Linked DNA regions of Homo sapiens: region 1 is linked to region 2. The links are chromatin loops, found by intact Hi-C in ENCODE. Cell type or tissue: PC-3. All regions are shown on one strand.

Region 1 (8,000 bases), 140 kb after region 2:
TTTTATGAAAGAGGCTAACAAACCTTTGGATGTATAAATTCTGATATATCTATTGAACAAGGTATATGTTTTATTCAATGATCCGATATTGGTGACCTACTATGTGAAAATTACTTGAATAATGATAGTGAATACTTTTATGATACTATGGTTTACATGCTGTTCTTACATGGCATTAATTTATTTTGCCTCTATGAATACTATCGGTTATCACCTCCTGCAGATGAGGAAACAAAGGTATGGTTGTCTTTGACTTGGTTTTAGCGATGGAATTATAGGTTTCAAAAAATAGCATGGGAGTGCAGAGGGAAATCTAGGAGGCAGGATCTGAGTTGTGAACATTAGGAAGTTGCTAGACAAATGCTACGGTTTGAACGTGTCCCCCAAAAGTTCATGTGTTGGAAATGTAATCTCAATGCAACAGTCTTGGAAGGTGGGGCCTCACAGGAGGTAATTAGGTCAGGAGGGCTCTATCCTCATGAATGGCTTAATATTGTTATTGCAGGAGTGGATTAGTTATTGCGAGAGTGGGTTTGTCGTAAAAGCAAGTTCTGCTGCATCACTGTCTTGCTCTTTCTCCCTCTCTGTCACATGCACTCTATGAGAAATACATTTCTTTTCTTTTCTTTTCTTTTTTTTTTTGAGATGGATCCTTCCTCTGTCGCCCAAGCTGGAGTGCAGTGGCCCGATCTCAGCTCACTGCAACCTCCACCTCCTGGGTTCAAACAATTCTCCTGCCTCAGCCTCCCAAATAGCTGGGATTACAGGCGCCCGCAACCATGCCCAGCTAATTTTTGTATTTTTAGTAAAGACAGGGTTTCACCATGTTCGCCAGGCTGATCTCAAACCCCTGACCTCAGGCGATCCACCCGCCTTGGCCTTCCAAAGTGCTGGGATTACAGGAGTGAGGCTCCGCGCCGGGCCTAATTTCTTTTCTTTATAAATTACCCAGTCTGTGGTATTCTGTTATACCAACACAAAATGGACAAAGATAACAAAGGAGGTAGGAAAGTACATTGAAATGATTCCACTGTCACAAACATTTCTAAATGCTTTTCCAATGTATATGTTTTAAAATTACTTTCAAAATATGTGGCACATTTTTCAGTATTCTCAATTGTGGCAAATCTTTGGATGTGAAAGTATATTTGAATGTTGGACAAAGTGAAATATCATTCACATTCAAGTTTAGTAAATGAAACCAGTTATTTTTTCAATATTGGCAAATGGCTTAAAAAATAATACTAATATTTTGCATGTGCTTCATATATAAATAGGTTCTAAAGCTAATACCAAAAAAGTCTGAAGAACATTTTCAGCTTATCTTACAACTAGAAGCCCAAATAATAGGAATATGAATTTACATATGCAAATGAAAACCAGCTTCATTTTAAAAGTTTAATGTGGGCATTAGATGTACTTGTGTATTGTGCTTCCAAGGATCTGTGTGTACAGCTCTATTATCATACACTGCATTACAGGTGGGTGTGAGTTCCACCTCCAGCCTGTGAGATGCCTGCAGGGAGCCATCCTGAGTCCTCCGAATTGACACAGTGTCTTTGGGGTAGGAATTTCCCAGTGAATGCTTACTTAAATGAATTCAGTAAGTGCGTTTTGATTTTTCCATAGATTGACACAGTGGAACAGTGGCTAAGAGATGATTCTTTACTATAAGCACCCTTCATAGGCAAAGTGGGAATGTGCTTATTGATGAGGTCAAATAATTCAGACTGCGGTTCCCACATTGGTCTTGAGTAGTGGATGGCTCCACTAAAACACTAGGTTTCATGGGTTTCACCTGTTTTCTGGTAGTTAATTTAAGGAGATGGTGCACTAAGACAACTTAGATGGAAAAAATAAATAGCAGCATAAAAAGCAAACTGTGATTGTATAGAACTGTGAGATAATATTCAACTTCGTTTCATTTATTTATTTATTTATTTAGTGACAGAGCGTCGCTCTATTGCCCAGGCTGGAGTGCAGTGGCACGATCTCACTGCAACCTCCGCCTCCTAGGTTCAAGTGATCCTCCTGCCTCATCCTCCTGAGTAGTTGGGATTACAGGCACCTGCCACCACTCCCTGCTAATTTTTGTATTTTTAATAGAGATGGGGTTTCACCATGTTGGCCAGGCTGCTCTTGAACTCCTGACCTCAAGTGATCTGCCCACCTTGTCCTCCCAAAGTGCTGGGATTACAGGTATGAGCCACTGCACCCGGCCTCAACTTGATTTTAATGTGTGGGTGAGAAATATATGTTCTCATGTACTCAGTTTTGGTTTAAGTGTATAAATGGACTTACACGTGACACAGGTTGGAAAGAAGCAGAACACTTTAGGCAACAAGGCACTTGATGAAGCACCATGGTACTCTAAGACCTTCTCCACTTTGTCCACATCCCACCTTCCTTTCATGATGCAGCTCTCATTCCACCTCCTTCCTGAAATCTCTCCTGACCTCTTCATTCTAATTAACATACCTTTCTCCGGACATCCAGAGCATCTCATCTTGCCTTTCCTAAGGTACTTTTTCCCAACACCTTCCACCTGGTTTAATACCTATCTGTATATATCTTCTCCTCCTCCCCACCACTATATATTATGCCCCACATGCGCAGAGTCTGTGTATCTACATCTTTGTCTCTTTACATGGTGTCTGGCACAGCACCTTCTTCAGAGTGGGTTTTCAATATGTGATTATTGAAAAGTAAATGAGCAAGATGGCCATGACAAAGCAAAGGAGTAATAAACAACTTCTTCCTAAGAGACGAAAGATATACAATGTTTTGCTTTGTGAATACACAGCCATGCAGGTCTAGAGAGAAATGCAATGTACGTTTATTTTTGTTGTGTTTATTTGTTCTTAGTCAAGGTGTCTAATCTACTATGCTGTTTCCTTATGCACAGATGGAAACTTATCATGCATAGGAGACTCTGAAGGAAATAATTTTTGTTTAAACTTTGCCTTAGAAACTTCAAGGGAATTCAGAACAGGATTTCTTTAATGATCTGGCTGTATTATATTACCGATTACCAAGCTGAAAAATGCTTGGCAGAACTTTTGGCTTCTGAGGTTTTGGATGTCTTCCAGGTAATCTGCCTCGGAATTTTGAAATACAAATAAATGAGTTCCAGTTCAAATTTTAAAAAATCTGAGCTGCTAGGCCTTTGTTTACCTTCCATCTGAACATTTTGGTACAGATATACCAACCAAGCAGAAAGAAGATAATCAGTCGACATTTCTGAGGTTATTAGTGGCCTTGGTTTAAAAGAACAAAATGAGAGTAAATGGTTTAAAACTTCATCATGTTTCTTCCTAGTAACTGGCTTCTGGTGTTGGCATTTATTTTCCAGGATGTTTTCTCCCAGTTTTTATTTGGGAGAGGAGGACGAGGGTGTTCTTTGCTGCTTTGTTTCTCCCAGAGGGAAGATTCTGAATGTTCCTTTGTTAAACGTTACACACGTAGCTTTTGTTTTACTTTCTTGTCTGGTAGCCAAGTATTTTTCAAGTCACTCAACATTCTACTGAGGCATGCTAGTCCACTGAATATGATTATAAAGGAAAGCCTAACATGACCTAAAAAGAGGGAGGACGGAGAGCTTTGGCTGTTGTGAGCACCACAGCTAATGAAGAAGCAGGATAATTTGCATGAGCGATATCCCTTCAGTTATTTCTGTAAATCTCAGAGCCAGTTCCTGTCAAGTTGTGAGGAAACAAACATTTTTTATTAAGGAATAAAAAGATAGGCCAGGCCCAGTGGCTCACACCTGTAATCCCAGCACTTTGAGAGGCTGAGGCGGGCAGATAGCGAGGTCAGGAGTTTGAGACCAGCCTGGCTAACATGGTGAAACCCCGTCTCTACTAAAAATACAAAAATTAGCCGGGCATGGTGGTGGGTGCCTGTAATCCCAGCTACTTGGGAGGCTGAGGCAGGAGAATCGCTTGAACCCGGGAGGCGGAGGTTGCAGTGAGCGGAGATAGCGCCATTGCACTCCAGCATGGGCAATAGAGTAAGACTCTGTCTGAAAAAAAAAAAAGAGAATAAAAAGAGAAAGAAGGAAAGCCCTTACTTCCACCCCCTAAACACACATGCGCACATTCCACGCACACATATATGTGTGTACATGCTCGGAAGTGAAGTGGTTTTTGTAGGATTTCGTGGCTATAACACCGTCGTTTATGTTCTGGGAGGCTGGGGTGAGTCAGCAAGTATTCTGAAAGGGAAAGACATGGTGGGGAGGATAAAACGGCTCTTCATTTTAAGAAATCCCTCTTATCAAGCCTACTATTAACTTGTTTCTTTGGCAACTACTATGCATTTGCTACGGAAATATATCCCCAGAATAAAATTTCCATGGAAGGAAAATAATAGCATCAAATTTTTCCTCCAAAGTTTCCGATACAATGAAATTTATTTGTCCTTAACTTTGGATTGGTGGAAGAAGACCAATACCTCTCACAATACAATTCAAAGACATGAGATGAAAACAATCTTTCTCACTTTACAATTTTGGATGACATGTTTTATTTAAAAACTTTTCGTTTCTGTGGGAGGTTTTTACAGGAAACTATCTTTAGTATTTCATATGACCATTGTCATTTGAAGATGATGCTGAACTTGTCTTCCCACTTGTAAGCTCTTCTTACAGACCAGCATGAAACAAGCAGCTTAGCCCATCAGCTAATGCCCAAACTGAGACTGGGCTGGCAGGACAGGTGGACAAGCCACCTGAAGCCTAGAAATGACCTGACCTCTCTACTCTGGTAGGTTCTGAGACAGCCACTTAGCTCTAGTTTCACCAGCATTCTTTTCGATATCTTGGAATAGAATAGGCCCTGAGAAAACTGTGAAACAAACAAAAATAATTTTTTTCCAGGAATATTTTATTCTGCCTCCTGCCTTCTTCCCTTCACCAGGTTCCTAGTTTCTTTACCTGTTCCTGGCCCTGCAAAGCCCTCATGTGTCACTGTTCTGGGTGAGAATCTTCTCTCTAAAGCATTTGAGACCCTTGCTCTTCCCTTTACCACCGCATCTCCAGACCCTAATTCCTTCCCTAGTGAAGACTTAGCATTAGATGGTGATGATATGAAAATAGGAGCAACTAACATTTGTCACATTCTTTCTTTGTTTATGGCCTTCGCTAAGCCTGGTAGCTGACCTGTCTCATTTAATTACTACAACCATCTTATAAGCTCTATAGAATTTTGAATTCCAGTTTTATTTCTGAGAGACAGAGGCACAGAAGCAAGAGTCACTCAGTTACTACACGGGAAACGTGGATTTTAATCTGGGTTAAGTAGCATTCTAGTTGAAGAGTATACAGTGGCAAGTGTGAGACAACCTGAGCATTTAAAAATGACTATGAATATATAAAACTCCGCAAGTACATAACTAGAAAAGAGAATGTCTTCCAAAACAAAACTCATTTGCCATCACTGGAGGTGATTATTACATGAATTGGTTATTCTGAGAATTGAGAATTAAAAATAATTAAAGATTTAATGTCTTTCTAGAAGATACTGAATTTCAGCATAACTAAATAGTTCTACTTGATGAAGGAAAACTTTTCTTTATTGAAGAATGTCAGCTGTGAATGTAGATGCAATAATACGGTCAGAAAGTCACCATTTTGCAGCCCTTGATAGGATGGAAATTCAAATAAGAACCTTTGACAGATGCTGAAACCACTAAAAGAAAGGTGGACAGGGACCATTGTGACAGACTTCCCCAGATGATTGCCAATTGAGTGTTGGGGCGGGGGCATAACTCTGCAGCAGAGGCATCTGTCCATCATCATCCGATGCTATGATGCTCTTGACACTGCTGTTGATGCAATGGCCAGTTACTGTGAAGATCCAAATGTGGTACAATATGAAGTTGCAATATCATCTATGAAGCATTCTTGCTGAAAGTGAATCTACTCAAGCCTTTAGTTAAAGTTTCCACTTCATAAGAAACACAGAAACTAGAGGAAAAACTTAATCAGCACCACAAGGAAATAAACAAATCCAGAAGGCAGATCATTCTATAGACTGATCTTGATTCCTTAGCAATTAATGTCATGGTACAAAAAGGGAGTAGGAAGGAGGTGTTTTAGAATTATATAATTAGCAAATGTTATTCATGATTTTTCGCAGGATACTAGTTTGAACAAACCAACTGTAGAAAAGATACTTTTGGAACAATTACAGAATTTTGAATATGGTATTAGGGAATTGGTAATATATTTTATCAGGTGTGATAATGCTATTGTGATTATGTAAAAAAAATCCATCTTTAGAGATGCACGCTGAAGTATTAAGGAGTAAAATACTATGACATGTTAACTTATTTTAAAGTATTTCAACAAAAACTGAAGCAAATATAGCAAAATGTCAATAGTCGTTAAATCTAGGTGATGACATGGAAGTAGGAATTTTTGAAAATTTTACAATTAAAACATATAAGAATGAAAAAAAAAAAAAAAAGAGTGGATTGGTCTCAATACAGAGAGCTCTGGATTGCAGTCCCAGCTCTAACCACTTACTTTTTGTAGGGTTTGGGCAAGTCGCTTCACCTCAGTACCTTCCTCTGCAAAAAGGTGGCAATAGCAGTGTTTGCTTCCTAGAATTGTTGTGGGAAAAAATGAGTTAACACAAGTAAGGAGCTCAGAACAATGATTGGCATGTAGTAAGCTTTCAACAAATGTTTGCTATAATTGTTTCATGTAGGAGGAGTCAGATGGAATTAGGTTTAAATCCTGGCTCTGTCTTTTATTAGCTATGCTGCCTTGGGTTGTTTGCTTAACCTCACTAAAACTCAGTTTTCAGTGGAAGTAATAATACTGCTAGGGTTGTGGTGGGATTAATAACCTAGCATATATAAAGTCACTAGCATATAGTAACCACTTAATAGATAGTGGCTTTGACTATCAGTGCTGTCAGATAGCTGTAATTTTTATGAGGCCTTCAATGCCCTACACCAACGCGCAGCTAAAACTGGAGTGTCCTGGCACTGTAGTTGTACAGGAGAACGCTGATAGATCTGCAAAGGGAGTGTGGGGAAGCCTCTGTGGTCTCCACTCATGTCAAGACAAACATCATGCCATATAGGTGGCTCCTCACTCTGTGTGTTTGGCAGAGGCCTTGCTTTAAGGATGGTTGGAGACAGCACATAGGGCAGGTACAGGAGAAGATCTGGGCTTTTTCAGGGTACAGAATGTGGATAAGACCCAGAAGAAAGGAAAAGAGATGGGGAACTAGGGAGTCTGGCTCATGTTTGTTTCCACCTTAACTTCTCTTGGAAGTTTGAAATAGTCCATGAAAGTGAAAGCACTTTTCATCACAGTCATCAACTGCTATAGGCATTTGCAGCCTGCAAATAGATTAATTTCACTGGATGTTAATTTCACTGTGAGGCTTTAGCCAGCACTACTGTTTCTCAACACATAGCCTTACCTGGAACATGTAGTGTTGCCATGTGCCCAGGGAGATAATTTAGGGACTAATAGGCCTTGAAAGAGAACGCGGCCACAGAAGATAGCATTTCTAATACTTGACTCTAGTGATTATATAGATTTTTAATGGCATCAATGGGGCAATGTGAAAATCTATCATTTTCTTCTTCTTTTTTTGACAGTGTAAAGAGGTGTTTTCGTTTTAACTGTGTGTGTGTAACATTAGGCAAAATTATTTAAAGTCAATAGATTTTTATTCAAGGAATTCCATGTTGTAAGTTCTTCCACTGTCCATCGAGGTCACTTTAGATCCTCTAAAGAGCTGGAGTCAAAATTTATCTTCAAAAGATTTATCTTCAAGTTAGCCCTTTTTAATGAAACTGATGCTTATTTTAATGCAGTTGTCCTGTCAGGCCATAATTCTTTGATTTTTGGCATCTGTCGTCATCTCCTTTTAATATGGCTATACTGATGAAGATTTCAAAATTTACCTTTGGAAAAATCAAGAATCTTTAAGATCTAATTTCTTCAACCAATTTACTTTAGGGTCATTTTTAGTGTAGGT
Region 2 (8,000 bases):
AATAACATCAATAATCTAATGATACTCTACTCTTGCCAATCCAGAGATTCTCTCATGATTTTATAGTTTCCATGAACAACTGATATTTTGGGGGCTTATTATTGCTGGATGCTCTTACTAGTATGCCAATGATATCTGTAGAGAGTTCATATGTTTCTATTTTTCTGTAGCATCCCTCTTATGGTGGTAGAGGTAACAGGAAATTAAACAGTTTCTCTTCACTAATGGTCATATCTTTCTGCCCTTGGTAGACTCTAACTGGCTGTAATTGCTTCTTTTTGATGTATCTATCCCAAGGCAAATGGTTGCTCCTAAGAGCGTCATCTTTTCCTCCTGTTTTCCATTCTAAGCCCAGTGTCCCACATGTGCTGCTCCCAGGCACAGGCACTGCTGCACGGGGCTCCCCAGCTCAAAGGTCAAGCACATCAGGCTTTGAGAGATCAGAGCAATGGGGCTGGCTCTTCCATGGGCATCTCACAGAATGCCTGTGTAATATAATTTGCAGCGTCAGTGTTGTGGAGCAGCTTTGGGGACCTCCTAGGACCACTTTATTTTGCTTAGCAGTGTGAGACCTAGCTGGATGGCTGAATGCTGTCAGTCGTGCATTTGGCCGTAAAACATTTATCCGATATAAAGTGTCACAGGGAAAAGTTAACATTGCTTCACCCCGTGCCATAAATGGATGACACTTTCAGGATTGTGGCGCTAAAGACAGAGAGTCTGAGAAAAACTGGAAAGCAGCAAGCTTGCCTCATGAACAGAACACTCAGCTAGGGATTAGCAGGCCTTGGTTCTCATCCCAGCTCTGCCAGCTGTGTGACTGCAGGAAGGTCCCATGTTTTCTGGGCTTCTGTTTCCTCATCTATAATGATATCTGCCTCACAGAACTCCCGAGAGGTACCTCGAGCGTGCAACAGCACGTTGTCAATTAGAACATTTCTGCTGAGGTCGTTGCTATGATGCATCCTCATATAAAACGAGGGAGCCACAGCAGTGAACTTTGGACTTTTCCAAGCTCTAGAACGCTGACTCCGGGGAGCAGGCAGAGGAACAGAGGGGTCTGAGCACATCACACAGGCATATTTGGTTAGCTGTGCAAACAAGATGGATGACAGTGTCCTCTGTTTCTATTAAGCTTCAAAACTTATTTGGGAGATATGGATTTGGGAGCTGCACTGAGGCAGAAACAGAAGAGAGAGAAATGAAGAAATATTAACAATAATCCAGACATCCTTACTCTGAGGCATAGTTGAAGGGAATCAGTGTGGCCCAGGAAGGGTAATAGCACCAGGGATAACCACCAAATATCTTGTTCATTGGCCAAAAAAACGACGACGACGACAACAACAATGACAACAAAACACAACCCAAGATGTGTTGAAAAATAGAGTGGCTAAACCCAATTATTGCATTACTGTGTTTTCTGGCGAGATGGCAATAAAGAGTTGTGTGACCTCTATACATGGTCATCTTTTACAGAGTGATTTAGTTGTTTTTTTTTTTTTTTTTTGAGATGGAGTCTTGCTCCATTACCCAGGCTGGAGTGCAGTGGTGCAATCTCAGCTTACTGTAGCCTCTGCCTCCCAAGTTCAAGTGATTCTCCTGTCTCAGCCTCCCGAGTAGCTGGGATTACAGGCATGCGCCACCACACCAGGCTAATTTTGTATTTTTAGTAGAGATGGGGTTTCTCCATGTTGACCAGGCTGGTCTCGAACTCCTGACCTCAGGTAATCCACCTGCCTCGGCCTCCCAAAGTGCTGGGATTACAGGCGTGAGCCACCGTGCCTGGCCCAGAGTAATTTAGTTCTGTTATCATGTTAACTCCCAACAGCCCCCAAATTTAGGAAATGATTTTAACAATACTGTGATTTTTCTAGTAATAGCTCTGTGCAAAGCATTTTAAGAGGGAAATTGTCTTTAATCCTTATAGCAGTGCCATGGAATAGATAGTATCACCTCCTTTGTACTGAGGAGAACACAGAGCAGGGTGGTTCAGCCATGTTCCCGAGGCTGACTGCTTAACAAACAGCAGAGCAAGGGGCTCAGATCCTGCTCTGTTTGACTCCAAAACCTATGCTCATGGCTGAATGCTACTTCAGTCTTCACTCAGTAATTCTTTCTGAGAGGGTAAATCAACATCGTTGAGGATTAAAAACATGACTTCTATTGACGCGATTGCCAACTCTTGACAGACCATTAAGAGGAGCAGGGAAAAATATGTCGCTGAATATGAAGTTTGAAGTTTATTACGTTAGTTATCATTCAAATAGGTTTTGGAAATCACTTATCTAATTAGCTACGATGATTATTCGTCAGTTGTTTCTATGGATACTACTCATCTTATTACTCAAAATAGACACTCATTTATGTGCTTATTTCTGCACAGTCTAGTCATCAGCATCTGATAGTTCTGACACAGGAGGGAATCCTGTTTTTTTTTTTTTTGTTTTTTGTTTTTTTTTTTAGTGGGCCGTTTACTGGCTACACTGAGTCCTATCTTGTAAATACTCGTAATGCACTTCCTCAGGCTTTGAAGTAAGTGAATAAGCGCAGCCCTCATGGATTTCATAGCTCGAGAACAGTGTTTCTTAAACTTGGCTACACATTGGAATCACCTGGGGGTGATTGTCCACTCACAGAAATTCAGAATCTCTCCAGGGTAAGACCCAAATATCATTGATCTTAAAATCTTCCAGGTGTCTCCAATGGACATCTAAGTTTGAGCACACTGGCTCTTAGGGTAAACAGGTGCAAACATTCCTAAGCAAACATTCACAAAATTCTCTCTCCTCACAGGCATGCTAGAACATGAAACTGATTGGGTTGGACATTAGACTCACTGGGTAGTGGGGCGGGGAGGTGGGCTTATAGACAGACTGATGCCTGGCCCCCACCCTCGTCAGATTTTTAATTAAATGGTCCCTGGAGAAGGCTGTGCTTAGCGATCAGTATTTTTAAAAAGCCCCTTAGGCCACTCATATAAACAGCCTGGTTTTGAACCACTGAGTCACACCTACTAATCTCGAGAGAAGGCCCAAGGCTCAAGAGAATTATGTTTCCGTTGCATTAATTTCCAGTAAGGCCTGATGCTTTTCTTTTTTTTTGTTTGTTTTTGTTTTTGTTTTTGTGACAGAGTCTCGCTCTGCCACCCAGGCTGGAGTGCAGTGGCGCAATTTTGGCTCACTGCAACCTCCACCTCCCGGGTTCAAGCGATTCTCCTGCCTCAGCCTCCTGAGTAGCTGGGATTACAGGCATGGGCCACCATGCCTGGCTAATTTATGTATTTTTAGTAGAGATGGGGTTTCATTATGTTGGCCAGGCTGGTCTCGAACTCCTGACCTCCAGCGATCTGCCCACCTCGGCCTCCTAAAGTGCTGAGATTACAAGCTTGAGCCACCATGCCAGCCAGCCTGATGCTTTTCAGCAGACATCTTCCTGGTTCTGAAACGAAGAGATGAAGAGTGAAAAATTCAATTTAAATAAGATTTTCCAGCAGTGTAGGGTTGGGGTGGAGCTCTAAAACCATCTTGCCAGCCTGAGTTATTGAATACCAATGTCAGGAATAATTGAAGCAGCAGCACAAGGGGTATCTGTGAGGGGCGGAAAGGTCTAGTTTAGTTGATCTATTTGACCTTGTTTGCTAGATGTGAAGTCTTCTTTTCCTCGCAGAAATGAAGAGTTTAAAACAACAACAAATCAATGACCATATCACATTGTATTGGAATATTGAAAATACTCAGGCTGCTTGATAATGTAAAACAGCCATACTTATATTAATTATTCAATAATAGGCAGCTATCTATATTTTGAACTTTTTCCTATTGTTTCAGCTAGGAGCAATTCTGCTTCTCACACGTGTAGCTTGCTTGTCTGTTTCTTTTCCCTCTTTAGACTGTAATAGTGCTGAGTTCACCATGGCCCCTTCATCATAATGAGAAAGAACTTTTCTAATGACTCAGAGATTTCTAAATTAAACCTAAAATGTTTATTACAAAGATGCTGGACACACATTATGCATCGCTGTTGCAATACAGTAATATAATTCAGATAGAAATTATCTTTGCAAATGGCAATCAATTTTTGCTACTACTTTTTGCATTCTTGACAATCTAGTCACTGGGCTGTGGAAAAGTGCTTTTACTTGATTATTTACACTGTTGATAATCACTGTGGTTTTTGGCAGAGCTAAGGCATTATTTCACAGACCTGCATTGCAATAGGGAACGGGTGTAACTTCAAAATACTGCCAAAGTTCCTGTGGCTTTAGCCGACACCAAGGAATGTACAAACTCAAGCACAATTCTTAGGAGACTTCATTCTTTTACAGTGGTTTGCCACAGGGCAGTCCACATGCAGGGACAAGTTAAACAAATATGGTCCCTGGAGAAAGTGGGCTCCCCTGTAGCCCAAGAAGTCTACTGCTGTGGAGGTCTTCAGGAACTATCTGCATCTCCCACTTAATGCCCAGGACACATATCCTCCCACTTAGAACTTTGGGTTTAAAAGGGAGGAAACATATTTTAAAGTATTAGATAATTCAAAAACCGGCCAGGCACAGTGACTCACGCCTGTAATCCCAGCACTTTGGGAGGCCGAGGTGGGTGGATCACCTGAGGTCAGGAGTTCGATACCAGCTTGGCCAACATGGTGAAGCCCTGACTCTACTAAAAACACAAAAATTAGCTGGGCCTGGTGGCAGGTGCTGGGAGGCTGAGACAGGAGAATTGGTTGAGCCCAGGAGATGGAGGTTGGTTGCAGTGAGCCGAGATGGCACCACTGCACTCCAGCATGGGTGACAGAGACTCCATCTCAAAACAAAACAAAACAAGACAAACGAAAAAACAAAAAACAAAAAACAACCCCGTGGTGCCACTGCACTATTTTCAAAGGGAAAAAGAGCCACCGCTCCAGGCTGAATGTTTTCTTATAGATCATATGCTGATAAAGAAATGAACACAGACCTGTAATGTGGCAGATAACCTTTTGCAAGCGACTGCAAAAGAATAAAGAAAGATAGAAGCAGCGGAAAGAGCTATATTAAATGACTGCCTTATCACTCTTAGACAACTCCTACCTTTGATTTTTAAAAAATTTAAACATTTCAAACAAATCGTTATGCCATAGTGGGATGCTCTTGGGAAACACAAAAACAACAACAACAACGACAACAACAAAAAGAAAAAACAGACTCTGACTAGTCCAAAAACATCTCAGCAGGCAATCTAAGGACTAGAACTGATTTAATTTCTTTCAAAAAACTCTCCTCTATCATAACAAAGGTGTCAGTTATAAAGGGGAACATCTGTTTTGCTAGACCCTAAACTAAAACCTCTGATTCTTTTCACATCAGTCATTGAACAGCTGTCAGATATATGAACAAGTTTTAGACACCTGAGAATTATGACTTTGAACACGTGACCTAGAGATCCTCTGCCCCTGTTATCACTTCCTTGGGCCACCCGCCATGGCAGACTACACAGTCATTATAGAAAATGCCATCACCCAGTTTTGTTTGAGACTACACCAGCATGTGTTCAGCATTTTGAGTATTTTTCTGATTTAAGTAGCACTTATTCCTGATTGCTTTTGGTCTTGTCCCTGTCCTATTTTGTGATACTACTATCTGCCAGCCACTAAAGTCAGAAATTGTAATTATCTTTAATTTACTAACCCTGGCTGATCTTTGGCCATTGTGGCTGGTGAATTCTTCTTTTCTTCTTGTGCGTTACCATTACCTGAATTCAGGCTGGCATTATTACATTATCATCCTCTTTGAATAGCTAAGGGGCATTTTGGCTCCTTTAACTCGCCACCCATTCTTCCCTTTACTGCCAGATTTTCATCTTAAATCAGAGATCAAATAATCTCATTGCTATGTTCAAGTTTTTCCATGGTTCCCCACTTGTCTTCAAATTCCTTATCATGTTATTCCTCACTACTCATGTTAGTAGTACTAACACTACTCATGTTAGTAGTAGTCTTCTAACACTACTCCACCTGGCTCTGCTGCTCCACTGAAGACCCTTGATTATAATCTCAGCTCCAGCTCTGCCTGGTGATTTTTCCTTACTAACAGCGTATGTAGAATCCTTCCATGTTTGTGTTAATACACAGTTGCTCCCGCTTAGGACTCCATTCTCCTCTTTCTCCTGCCATCATAATACACACCTCTTAGAAGGCTCATATCTAATGTCACCACAGAGAAGTCTTTTCTGCCTCAAGAAATGGAATACTTCGGCCGGGTGCAGTGGCTCACTCCTGTAATTCCAGCACTTTGGGAGGCTGAGGCGGGCAGATCACGAGGGCAAAAGATCGAGACCATCCTGGCCAACATGGTGAAAACCCGTTTCTACTAAAATCAATAAAATAGTGTGGACTTACATACTTTTATATGAGCTTCCTACAGACCAGAATTGCATCTTCTTCATCCTTCTGTGCTCAATATTTGGCCCTCTATCTGTACATTGTAGGTGCTCAGTCAGTGTTATATTGAATTAGGATTACAGAGCACTGGCTTTCTGTGTGGTAGTTCATGGGAAGCTTCCTGCTCAGTGCCTATCAGGTGTGCCATTGCGTGATATATGAGTTGATCTGAATGCCCCTTGAGTTCCTTGTGAGCTTAAAAATTGGAGGAATATGTAATCCCAGCACTTTGGGAGGCCAAGGTGGGCAGATCACGAGGTCAGGGGATCAAGACCATCCTGGCCAACATGGTGAAATCCCATCTCTACTAAAAATAGAAAAAATTAGCCAGGCGTGGTGGTGCGTGCCTGTAGTCCCAGCTACTCGGGAGACTGAGGCAGGGGACTCTTTTGAACCCGGGAGGCGGAGGTTGCAGTGAGCTGAGATTGTGCCACTGCACTCCAGCCTGGGCGACAGAGTGAGACTCAAAAAAAAAAAAAAAAAAAAAAATTGGAGGAATAACCCAGAAAGTAGACAACTATTTCCCTCCTGTATTGTCTTCTCCTGCTGGCCTCTTCTGTGACCCCTTAACCTTCCAATCCCTTCCATCCTGCTGTCTCTGTCTTTGTTCCTCTTTTTGTACCATCAGAGCCGTTTCAAAGCACAGCTCACATTGCACCTTCTACTGCGAGCCTTCTGCTTTGGATTTGCTTTTTTGCTGATCTCTCTAGGACTTCAGAATCTCTTTTTCACTATTCAGCATTTTATTACTTACAGTTTTGTACCAATTATTCATTACTTGGTAAATTGTTCCCAATTAATTCAACTGAGAACTACTAGAGTCTAGCTTAATTTTCAACAAAGGTATTCCAGCGTCTCTCCTGAAGGCCCTGGCTCTGCCATATCAGATATATAACTCTGGGAAAGCTTTAACAATGGCCTAAACCTCAAATATAAAATGGGGAAAATTATAGTGTCCATCTTATAGACTGTAGAAGATAAAATACATTTGAAACATTTTGTGTAACATTTATTAATCTCAACATATGACAATTGTTTTATCATTATTATTATTATGGACAGTTTTAATCACAGCCTGTTGAAATTAACTTATCTTTTATTCAAAGCCTATCAAATGTAGGCAATGTTTGATACTTTTAGGTCTTTGTCATATTTCTCAATAATTGTGATAATTAGTTTGGCAAAAAGTAATCCCTTGCATAGCTTTTGGAACCACTCTTGCACCTTGAATGAAAAACAGCCAGTGTAGGTACTGAAACCATGATCTGTTCAGTGGTGTCTTCTGGCTCAAATGAAGCACAAGAGCTTGTGAATTGACCTGAAACACACAAATAAAATGTGATTCATTAGATACTAACTAATAAACTCAGTGCGTTTTTGGTGCCATCATACCCAGACTATAAGGTCATTGAAATAAATCTGAGACATTTCTCTTGAAAGACGTTATAGTCAACTCATTTCTCTGCCAAAAGAAAAAAAAATACAGCCCTATCTCAACACAATAATCTAGGACGTATTTATTTTAAAACCATTCCATTTTGCTTTCTTAATTTCTCATCTCCCACCCCAGAAAATCG

What was found. Hi-C counts contacts between places; a loop is a spot of excess contacts. Peaks named below come from ENCODE experiments on the same cell type or tissue, not always from the same donor. Only the 100,000 strongest peaks of a DNase experiment are listed, where the experiment ranks them.
Region 1: a loop joins it to region 2, with 5 times the contacts of the local background. A loop is called at or near these places in 3 of 110 quality-filtered maps.

What each region holds. Positions count from the first base shown.
Region 1 is chr3:177,616,101-177,624,100 of GRCh38, forward strand. The region is part of intron 2 of LINC00578 (long intergenic non-protein coding RNA 578); the gene reads left to right. Among named protein-coding and RNA genes, the nearest start is that of LINC00578, 180 kb to the left of the region's middle. In PC-3, a CTCF peak has its summit at 6,617; a DNase peak (open chromatin) is centred at 3,081; H3K4me3 peaks cover 1,028 bases; H3K27ac peaks cover 2,265 bases.
Region 2 is chr3:177,474,445-177,482,444 of GRCh38, forward strand. The region is part of intron 1 of LINC00578 (long intergenic non-protein coding RNA 578); the gene reads left to right. Among named protein-coding and RNA genes, the nearest start is that of LINC00578, 37 kb to the left of the region's middle. In PC-3, no CTCF peak of the experiment used is centred here; a DNase peak (open chromatin) is centred at 4,227; H3K4me3 peaks cover 508 bases; H3K27ac peaks cover 1,665 bases.